Regions from separate parts of the Homo sapiens genome. Here region 2 is linked to region 1. The links are chromatin contacts, found by Hi-C or POLR2A ChIA-PET in ENCODE. All regions are on one chromosome and are shown on one strand. Each heading gives the region's core, a stretch centred on a gene start or an enhancer-like site at or near the end of the contact. The rest is flanking DNA. Distances are from core to core; before and after follow the strand shown. Region 1 overlaps ATXN1 (ataxin 1). Region 2 overlaps ATXN1 (ataxin 1).

Region 1 (5,559 bases), core at 1,691-4,190:
CCTGTTGGTCTTTCCTCTTGATCTACTTGTTGCCTCCAAGCAACTAAGGTTCTTTTTAGAGCTCTCACCCCTCAAAGTGTAGATAATTATATTATCCTCTAAATATCTAAAAACTTTGTTTAAAAGGACTCGATTTTGTTTTCTGGGAAAAGCTTGGTTTAATACAAACAAATTCCATGTGTAACCCAGCTTTATAAAATAGAAGGGTCCGAGTGCGGTGGCTGTAATCCCCACACTTTGGGAGGCTGAGGCAGGTAGATCAGGAGGTCAGGAGATTGAGACCATCCTGGCTAACACAGTGAAATCCCGTCTCTACTAAAAATACAAAAAATTAGCCAGGCATGGTGGCGCACACCTGTAGTCCCAGCTACTAGAGAGGCTGAGGCAGGAGAATCGCTTGAACCCAGGAGGCAGAGGTTGCAGTGAGCCGAGATTGCACCACTGCACTCCAGCCTGGGCGACAGAGCGAGACTCCATCTCAAAAAAAAAAATAAGTGAAATAAGATAGAAGGAAGGGGGTCTGGCTTTATTGTGGAGGGCACTGTTTTAGGGAGGTACATACATGAATATGTTCCTCCGTCAGGGAACTGAGGGTCCACTGCACTGATTCTCAACCATGGCTGCACATTGAAATCACTGATACCCACTCCGACCCTATAGGTTCTGAGTTCAGTGGCCTGGAGTGTGGTGTGACCGGCAAGACTTTTCAAAATCTTTCCAGGTGATTCTCCTGTGCTGCCAAGGTTAAGAAGCACAGGTCTAGTGTAGTAGTTCCCCAACCTAGCTGCCAATCAGAATCACCAAAAGAGATTTTTAAAATACAGATTCCTAGGTCCCAGCCCAGACCTACACAATCTTGGGAAACTACAGAGGATGTGTATTTTTACAGCATCACATGTATTTCTGATTATCGACTCAGGGGACCCTCACTGTAATGTCCTCATGCACGATTGTGATCTTAAAGCATAATGCCTGTAGCAGTTTTTATTTATTTATTCTCGTAGACGAAGCTGTTTTTCACTGCTTCAAGTTTAATGGCCAAGTGTGTTTGTAATTGTGGTTTTTTGTTTTTTGCTTTTTTTGAGACAAGGTCTTGCTCTGTCGTCCAGGCTGGAGTGCAGTGGTGCAATCTCAGCTCATTGCAACCTCCGCCTCCCAGGTTCAAGTGATTCTCATGCCTCAGCCTCCTGAGTAGCAGGGATTACAGGCACAAGCCACCATGCCTGGCTAATTTTTGTAGTTTTAGTAGAGACGGGGGTTTTGGCATGTTGGCCAGGCTGGTCTCGAACTCCTGACCCCAAGATCCGCCCACCTCAGCCTCCCAAAGTGCTGGGACTACAGGTGTGAGCCACCATGCCGGGCCTCCTGTAATTGCTTGTTAAGAGAATCAGACACCTTTCTGAAGCCACTAACCAACCAGCAGCATTCCCCATTCTATGAGCGCTTTTCCTTTCTGCTTTCTTGGCACATTTCTGTCATAGACCTCGTTCTCAGCCTTGTTGAGACACCTCCTTTAGTTTAGTGTGGAGTATTTTCCTAGAACACCGCAGCCAGACGTCCCCCGTTATCCGCAGGTTGATTTCTGAGGCCAACTGCAGACTGAAAGTATGAAATGGAAAATTCCAGAAATAAACAGTTCCTAAGTTTTAAGTTGCGTGCTGTTCTCAGTAGCATGATAAAATCTCACGCCTTACCCCATCCTAACGCAGACGTGAATCGTCCCTTTCTCCAGCTTGTCCGCTGCGCAGCGCTCCCCGCCGGTGAGTCACCTAGCGGCCATCTTGGTGCTTAGATCCACTGTGGTGGGATGGAAGTGCTTGTGTTCAAGTCACCTTTATTTTACTTAATGATGGTCCCAAAGCACTTAGTGATGCTGGCATACTGTTACAATCGTTCTATTTTATTATTAGCTATTATCATTAATCTCATACTGTGCCTAATGTATAAATCAAACTTTATCGTAGGTATGTATATATAGGAAAAAAACATAGCGTACATAGGGTTTGGTACTATCCAGTGGGTTTCAGGAACCCACTGGGGGTCTTGGAACCTATTCCTCATGGATAAGGCGGGGACTATTGTACTGAAATCTGACAATAACTCTGCCATGATGCTTCTTTTGAGCCACAAAGGGAGCCCTCGATGTGCCTTGCTGTGGTCATTTCCTTTAAATTCCCTTGCTGTGATCATTTCCTTCCATCCAGCCCAGCCTGAGATGTGGAGACTACCAGACAGAGCCTCGTGTGATGCTCTGTCGGCTTGAGTGTGAGGAAGCTTGTAAATCCATGCGTTTTGTTAAAACATTATCTTCTACAGTGTCATTGAGGGAAGTTTCAAATCAGCTGTGAAAGAAAACAAAACCCACCCATCTAAGGCATTACTCATGCCTGGCTGTTCCTGGCTTGCATTAGACTCCCTGGCTGGTCCCTTCAGGCTCTCCGTTGAGAGCTTTCTGTGAAGTTCTTTGTATATTTTCCCAAATATGTTTATTATGGGTTCATTTTATCTTCTACGTTGGAAACGTTATAGATTGAGACTCAGTCACTGCCTTATTGCTGCTTTTCATCATCCCACCCACCATCCCTTGGGTTAACCAGAGCAAAATAGAAGCAAACTATATTATTCGCGAAACTATAGCAGGGAAAAAGATCCAAGTTTCTGGAACGTGTCCTGATGAAAAAATAAGAGTGCATCAGATGTGGAGATAAAATGTCTCAATGTTGAAGGGATGCATTTATCTACTTAACACTCAGATGTTTTTCTGATGGAAGCCTCTGCTTATTTATATTTTAGCAAAGGCCAAACTAACCTGTTCTAAGAAATAATCTCATACTGAAAGAGAGACCTCACTTCCCATTTCCCAATCCAAAGTAAATGCTGTGAAAGACCAGGAATGTAGTACCGTCAGCACACATCTGGGACTGTTTGTAGCCTACGTTCTGAAATCAGGGGATGCTGACAGGCTCAAGCTGCGATACTGAAAGGAGGCCTGGTTTCCCTTCTGTTGGAATTACATTACAAGGAGAAATATTGATCCAGCATACTCAAGAATGGGCTGGGTGTGGTAGCTCATGCCTGTTATCCCAACACTTTGGGAGGCTGAGACAGGCAGATCTCTTGAGCCCAAGAGTTCAAGACAAGCCTGGACAACATGGTGAAACCCCGTCTCTACAAAAACTACAAAAATTAGCTGGGCGTGGTGGCATGCGCCTGTAGTCCCAGCAACTCAAGAGGCAGAGGTGGGTGGATGGCTTGAGCCTGGGAGGTCGAAGCTACAGTGAGCCAAGATTGGGCCACTGCACTCCAGCCTGTATGACAGAGTGAGACCTTGTTTCAAAAAAAAAAAAAAACCCTGAAATTAAAAAAACATTCACTGGGGGAAAAATTGGTTTCTTAGTAGAAGAATACCAGCAAAACTCAAAATGAAAATGGAAATGCTCTGCTGCCAATCAGGAAAAGACTGAAAATCTTGGCAGAATTCTGCTGGAATCCTCTGCCCATTTCCTTCATGTTCTCATAATTATAAAAGAAAAAGAAATGAACATTGATAAAGTTCCTGCTGAATAAGAGAAGTTTTTTCTACCTCACATTTGTTGAATGCATCTCATTTAGTCATCACCCTAACCCTGTAGGGTACGTGTTATTATCTCCATTTTCTTTATTTTTTGAGACAGGGTCTTGTTCTGTCTCCCAGGTTGGAGTGCAGTGCCGCGATCTCAGCTCAATGCAGCTTTGATCTCCCAGGCTAGGCTCAAGCAATCCTCCCACCTCAGCCTCCCAAGTTGCTGGGACTGCAAGCATGCACCACCACACCTGCCTAAATTTTTTTATTATTTTGTAGAGACAGGCCTCACTTTGTTACCCAGGCTGGTCTCGAATTCCTGGCCTCACATAGTCCTCCTGCCTCGGCCTCCTGAAGTGCTGGGATTACAGGTGTGAGCCACCACACCCAGCCAATTCCCATTTTAAAATGAGGAAACCAAGGCTTGGGTTCGGTGATTTGCTGTGACTGAAAATCCTTCCCTCCCCACAAATAGGGACACCACTATCAGATATCACATAGATCATTTCCCAGGAGCCAAGGGCAAAGGGCAGACCCGTCTTTGGCCAAAGCCAAATTCTTTCCTACACAGTAAATATGGGAAAAAGAGAGACTTCAAGCTTCACCCCAAGAGTTGAGACATTTTGAAGAAAGACTGACACAATTAGGGGAGTCGCTGGATATAGGAGTGAAGTGCGAGAGAGGTATCAAATATCAGGCTCTGGCCTATGCTTGGAGAAATGGTGCAAAACCGTTAGCAGAAATATGGAACCGGAGTGCATGCTGATTTGAGAGGGGTGGTAAGCATCCAAGTGGAAATTCCTCACAGACTCTTGAGCTGAGACTGAAGTTCAGGAAGAAGAACACACCTGGATTTTTTTTCTTATGCTAGGCATTATAGTTGCTTTTATTTCATCTCAACAATCTTTTGAAAACGTATTATCATCATTCACATATTCCAGATGAGGAAACTGAGGCTTACAGAGGTTAACTGCATCTTCCACGTCCACAGTGCTAGTATAGAAAATGAGCTTTGTTGTAAACAGGAGACTGCCTTACTTTTTTTGCATTTCCGCTTGTCCATTAAATATTTTATTGCCTGTTTAGATTACAGTCATTGGTGCCTACAGCAGCATTATTTATCTTTCATTGGGAATTAGGGCCTTAAATTAAATCGTTAGTCATATTTTATGTTTTTATAATGTTGTAGAGATTCTAGTTAGGGCATGGTATTCTAAAAAGGAAAAGCATTGATTTAATTTATAATGAATAATTGTATCTAAACAGTGTACTATGTGTTCTGCGTTCAAATAAGCCAGAAAGCTTCTATTTATACCAAAGGAATAAACAGCAAACAACAGACATACTTAAATTGAAAACATGAGCACATTTGAATTTTATTTTTGAATGTAGATGTAATTGACCATTTGTTCTGCAAACAAGGCTTTGGTCCAGTTTAGGGGGAAAAAAAAATCAGTGCACTAGTGTGGAGTATTTTCTAAAAGAAGACAATTTTAGAGACTTAGTAAACTTTCTGAACCGGTAAGACTTGAAATGCCTCATGAAGGGAAGTGAGGCAGGGAAACTTTTAATGAGAGATTATTCCATTCACCATCTTTGCTGGAGCTGACTGGTGTCTATGATGCAGGAAGTAACCTGAGAAAGAATTCTAGGGAGGAAAATGTGTTTTTTTTTTTTCTTTCTTTCTTTTTTGAGACACAGTCTCGCTCTGTCACCAGGCTGGAGTGCAGTGGCATGATCTCAGCTCACTGCAACCTCTGCCTCCCGGGTTCAAGTGATTCTTCTGCCTCAGCCTCCCGAGTAGCTGGAACTACAGGCACGTGCCACCATGCCCAGCTAATTTTTGTATTTTTAGTAGAAACAAGATGTCACCATGTTGGCCAGGATGGTCTCGATCTCTTCATCTCGTGATCCACCAGCCTCAGCCTCCCAAAGTGCTGGGATTACAGGCGTGAGCCACCATGCCCAGCCTGAAAATGTGATTTTTTTATGCAGAT
Region 2 (5,559 bases), core at 782-3,281, 40 kb before region 1:
TGCGTCTGGCCTAAAAAGCATATTTTAAAATTAGTCACATATGGAAGCTAAGTAGTGCATTTTGTGTTTCCGAACAGGACTTAAAACGTCAGTGCCATAAACACTGGTATGTATTCAGACACACTGGTCATATGTCATGAATTTGGTAGACATATTTGTAGGCAAATAATGTAGAGATAGAGTCACATATTTTAAACTAAACAACTCACTATGAACCATCATGATGGTTCACACCTACAATTCCAACACTTTGGAAGGCCAAGGTAGGAAGATCACTTGAGGTCAGGAATTCAAGACCGGCCTGGGCAAAAAAGCAAAACTCCTCTCTACAAAAAAATTTAAAAATTAGCCGGGTATGGTTGTACATCTCTGTAGTCTTAGCTACTCAGGAGGCTGATGTGGGAGGATTGCTTGAGCCCAGGAGTTTGAGGCTGCAGTGAGCTATGGATGTAACCCAGAAAGACCCTGTCTCTAAAAAAAATAAATATATACAATAAAATAAAAATAAATTAAAAATTTAAAAAGCCACTGTGATTCTTCTCTGTGATCATTCGTAAGTCATACACTATTTTGTGTGGGTGAAACATGTGATCTGTTAGTGGGTCTGAGAAAATCATATTTATTAAGCAAAAAAGTCAATATGTGCTTGTGTTTTGCTTATGAATTTACTCGAATAAAATGTCTGAAGGTCTTGAAACTTCTTAAAAGAAAATGGTTCTTACTTCATTTTGGTGTGTTTACATTAAGGGGAGCCATGTGACCTCTTATGAGAGTTACTGTCAAATTTCAAGTGCATGGGCATTGCCTGGAGGACTTGTTCAAACACAGATTGCTGGAAAGCCCAAGAATTTGCATTTGTAACAAGTTTACAGGTGATCATGATGCCGCTTTCCCTGGGTGACTCACTTTGAGAACCACTGTCTTGTGAGTTTAGAGATAAAGAATGGTTGAGGTCGTGTGCGATGGCTCATGCCTCTAGTCCTAGCACTTTGGGAGGCCAAAGCGGGTGGATCACCTGAGGTCAGGAGTTCGAGACCAGCCTGCCTAACATGATGAAACCCTGTCTCTACTAAAAATACAAAAATTAGCCAGGTGTGGTGGCGGGCGCCTGTAATCCCAGCTACTCAGGAGGCTGAGGCAGGAGAATCGCTTGAACCTAGAAGGCGGAGGTTGCAGGGAGCCAAGATTACACCGCTTCACTCCAACCTGGGCTATAGAGCAAAACTCCATCTCAAAAAAAAAAAAGAATGGGTTGGAAAAAATGTCTGCACATCAGTAAGCACAAAATAACCATTGATAAATAGCATTACAAGCATCCAGGATCCTAACAGGAGGGGAGAAAATCAGGCCACTTTAGAAACACTTTTATGACTGGCAGTTATCCAGTTTGCTACTAAGGTCAGGTCTAAAAGATTGTTAAGACTAGCCTGTTTCTGTATCCATGGGTATCAGCTGGGGAAGCCAAGTTCTGTCTTTGTGCTTGGCAGCCCTCCCCAATGCCATGTCTCTGCTGATGACATTGGAATTTCCTCCAAATTAAACAGCCTGACAGCAGCCATCTGTAAAGAAGGCAGCAAGGTTACGAGTGATCACTGGCTAGTGCCATTTCTGCTGCCAACCAGGCAGGCAAAGCTTCTGGCATGTTCTTGACCACCTCTGAGAAGAGTTGATGTTTCCTTTGGGGTATCATAGAGTTTCTGCCACCCAGCTCTGTTTCTCTGCCTCCTGGTGCCTGCCCCTAATTATTGCATAGTTGTCACTGATCCTGGTAACCTGACTGCTGGATTTTTGCTCCAGAAACCTACAGTAAAGGAGACCGTAGGCCACCAGAAGCCAGGAGGAAACATCAGGCTGCAGTCAAGGGCACTGCCTTCTCCCCTCCAGGCTGCTGGGCTTTGAGGGCAGAGAAATAAAAAGACTGAAAGGGATTAGAGGCCTGGAGTCCACAACAAAGCCCTGTAGTCATCCACCACCTTGCACAGCCTCTTCCTGCCATGCTTACAGGTGAAAAGTCTAGTTCATAGGACACATTGCTTTTCCAGAACCTTCCGCTGCCTTCCAGAGCCAGCATTCTTCCTGAAAACTCTCTCTTGCCAGTTGTTTGCCTTCAGAGTTACAGTTTAAAAACCAACACTTAAACTGATATCCTCTGAAGAAAAAAACAGATAACAAATTCATGAATCATAGTTATACTTAAATTTCCTCCGTCACAGAGAAACATGTTATTTTTAGAAAGTGGATCCCAAACCTAACTGATCAGAATCCCTTGGGGGAAATGTTTTTAAAAAATACCATTACCTGTGCACTGGCCCAGAAAATCCAGGGCCATTAGAGACTGCAAATGTCTGAGAATCTGTGTTTCCTAAAAGGCACAATGGTGATTCTGATGGGCAGCCATGTTTGAGAACCTCTGATTGAATTGTGCACAATTTTGATGGTGCTGCTGTTGCATTATAGGTAATTCAAAGAAGAGCTTCTTTTTTTTAAAAAAAAATAGTAATCTATAAATATAATAGTTTTCATCTGAATAGTGTTTTCTTGTTTTCAGAAGACCTTCATAACTTTTTTTTTTTTTTTTTTTTTTTGAGATGGAGTCTTGCTGTGTCACCCAGGCTGGAGTGCAGTGACGCAATCTCGGCTCACTGCAACCTCCGCCTCCCAGGTTCATGTGATTCTCCTGCCTCAGCCTCCTGATTAGCTGGGATTACAGACGTGTGCTCCTACGCCCAGCTAATTTTTTATATTTTTAGTAGAGATGGGGTTTATCCATGTTGTCCAGGCTGATCTCAAACTCCCAACCTCAGATGGTTCACCTGCCTCGGCCTCCCAAAGTGGTGGGATTACAGGCGTGAGCCACCACGCCTGGCCATAACTATTATCTTTGACAATTTTCCTGGGAGGTGGATGACAGGACCTGTTACTGACGCCAGTTTACATCTGAGATGCTGCAGTGGAGAGGAATTGGAACTAGAACCGACACTTACGGCTTCTTGTCTGGTGTACTCTCTGCTGTTCCATCTTCATTGCTTGTGTGCATGCGTGTGTGTGTGTGTGTGTGTGTGTGTGATGTGTTTATTTGACTCCTTGAATCTATGTTGTCTTGTTTTTCGTAAATGGATTAACGCCACTACCACGGATCATCAGGGAGATATGACGCTAGAGATAGATAAGCCAAATGGAGGTAGAAAATCCAAACTGAAAACAGGGAGAGAAGCTAAGATAGACCCAAGGAGTCTAACAACCCAAGTTCTAAACTAGAGAGAAGGCCACTGTTCATCTATTTCAGGGATGGGCAGTTATGGAAATAGTATGAACTCAGGCATCCCAAAGGCAGTGCAGTGTATGAGAGAAAGATGCTTGCATGCATACTCCCAGCAAAGCTCTCAGTGGGGCCCAAGATGCAGGGCATGGAGGGTAATAAAGATTAGCCAGGAAGGTGATAGGACAACAGATACTGAAAACATGGCAATGAAAAAACATCAGCATTCAGAGGTGAGAATTACCATTGCCAGAAGTTCTTGGGAAGTAAAACAAGTACAGAGCTATGGGTCAAGGATCTCACAGTTAGAGTACTAGTAGCAGTAGGGTGGACTTGAGTCTGTAGTTTGGGACCAGCTGCTAACTTAAAGCCTGGGAAGCTCGTGTTAGCCAGACATTACAGATACTTTTTATGTCACCTTGAACAAGCTTCACTATCCTTATATTTAAAATAAGGAGTAGGCCTATTAATAATCTGTATGTATTTCTTGCAGTAAGGAAATCTAATTTTGGGAAATGAATAGCAAGAACATAGCTTGGTGCAGTGAGTCAGTGAGAGGATTTACAAAAGGTGAACGTACACAGGACTCTTAATACTGATCCTGGGCTAGTCATGTCATTGCACATGACACCTGCTGTTGGAAGGAACAGGTTAAGCATTTAGTTGTGTGCAATGAACCTGTGAGCCCTGTGGGCTGGTCCCACTTATTTGAAATAGAACGATTGCAGTGCCTATGTGAGTCAGGGTACACCTGAATGTTTAGTTAGTGCTTTCCATTAACCCTTTTCAATTTTGCTTCTATGTTTTCTTTTCCTCCAGAAGGAAAATGAGCAGAAGGTGTGTCACATGCTCGCTTTTTATCTGCTGCGTAGTTCTTGTAGTGAAAGGATTGTCGATAAGTTCAGAAACCAAGACTACTGCTGCCTCCCCTTCATTCATTCAGTAGTCTTACAGCCTAAAGAAGACAAGAAAATTAAGGACTCTCAAGGCAAAAGGAAGTCAAATGAAATTGGGAAGTGGGTCTACAGTAAATGCAATATCTGTCGCTTTCTTTTAGAACTGCATAAACCACATGGAAATTTTCCGTGTATATTTGCTACCAAGGGATGCTATCATCTTTTTCTTTCCTTTTTTTTTTTTCTTTTTTTTTGGAGATGGAGTCTCGCTCTGTCACTCAGGCTGGAGTGCAGTGGCGCCATCTCCACTCACTACAACCTCCGCCTCCCGGGTTCAAGCGATTCTCCTGCCTCAGCCTCCCGAGTAGCTGAGATGACAGGCGCGTGCCACCACGCCCGGCTAATTTTTGTACTTTTAGTACAGACGAGGTTTCACCATGTTGGTCAGGCTGGTCTCTCGAACTCCTCACCTCGTGATCTGCCCGCCTTGGCCTCCCAAAGTGCTGGGATTACAGGCGTGAGCCACCACGCCGGGCCACTATCATCTTTTTAATTTAGGCACATAGTGCTCAGGAAAAGACAAGGATGATGGATGGTAATTAAGTAAATGAAGACAGCATTGGTCAGGAGGGCAGTATAAACAAAGTAAAATAGAAAGTCTCTTGTTCTATTTTTTTTAAATAATGATAATTATATATTTCTTACAGTCATATCCAGAGCTTACTTGAATCTAAAGCAGTATTTATCTTTGCAGCAAGCCTATGAATTAGCTTTACAGACTGTAGGATGCAGAGACCCTTGGATTAGAAAAGTTCAGTAACCCATGAGCAGAGGCATGAGAATGTTAAAACAAGTCACTAAAGGTCACATAGCATTCCACTAGCTGGGCTGTGGTTAGCACTCATGACCTCCTGGGGTCTCATCTTTTCTGAATCTTATTGAATCATGCCAGCTTTCTGATATGGTCCATAAAATGCTGATAGAAATCACATGTGAAGTTCCCAACTGTGAGGACAGCAGACTTCCTTTAGAAGATAAATACTAGACCTAATCTAATACACTTTATTTGACGTAGCAGAATTTCTCCTGCATCCTTATTTCAAAAGCATACCTGCCTGTGGTCTTCCCGGGTCTTAGGAGAGTCCATATGTCTGATGGAAGCAGACAATCTAGTGCTACTCAGAGAAACCACCACTTGATCCTCAGTTTTTTTGAGGAATTTCATGTGTTTTTATGTGAAGAATCACTCTCAGGAAAGTTCTGTATTTTGGTAGCAGAGATCCTGTCAAGAAGGCAGTGAGATAGATACACATAATAAGCTGTTCATCATTACTGCTGATGGAACTCTTCCCAGGCCTGCAGCTGACAGCATTGCATGGGACCTGCAGCCCCTTTCACCGTGAC

The links. Hi-C counts contacts between places; a loop is a spot of excess contacts on that map. ChIA-PET counts read pairs that join two places held with the same protein, here RNA polymerase II (POLR2A). Pooled maps may share reads with other maps.
Region 2: a map of astrocyte of the cerebellum shows a loop between it and region 1 (6-fold over the local background). The contact joins two enhancer-like sites. A Hi-C loop is called at or near these places in 9 of 168 maps with a recorded cell type or tissue (CD8-positive, alpha-beta T cell, GM11168, aorta and 5 more), 1 of 37 single-sample maps with no recorded cell type and 2 of 50 pooled maps. POLR2A ChIA-PET finds 5 or more read pairs at or near these places in 3 of 52 experiments (AG04449, B cell and K562).

The regions. Positions count from the first base shown.
Region 1 is chr6:16,349,197-16,354,755 of GRCh38, reverse strand. The region is part of intron 6 of ATXN1 (ataxin 1); the gene reads left to right. Among named protein-coding and RNA genes, the nearest start is that of GMPR, 110 kb to the right of the region's middle. Within about 2 kb of position 2,940, at least 7 of the 41 ENCODE cell types and tissues checked have a DNase peak (open chromatin) inside an H3K27ac peak, as active enhancers do; they include uterus, where a contact is called at or near this core.
Region 2 is chr6:16,388,188-16,393,746 of GRCh38, reverse strand. All of the region lies in intron 6 of ATXN1 (ataxin 1), which reads left to right. Among named protein-coding and RNA genes, the nearest start is that of GMPR, 150 kb to the right of the region's middle. Within about 2 kb of position 2,031, at least 5 of the 41 ENCODE cell types and tissues checked have a DNase peak (open chromatin) inside an H3K27ac peak, as active enhancers do; they include uterus, where a contact is called at or near this core.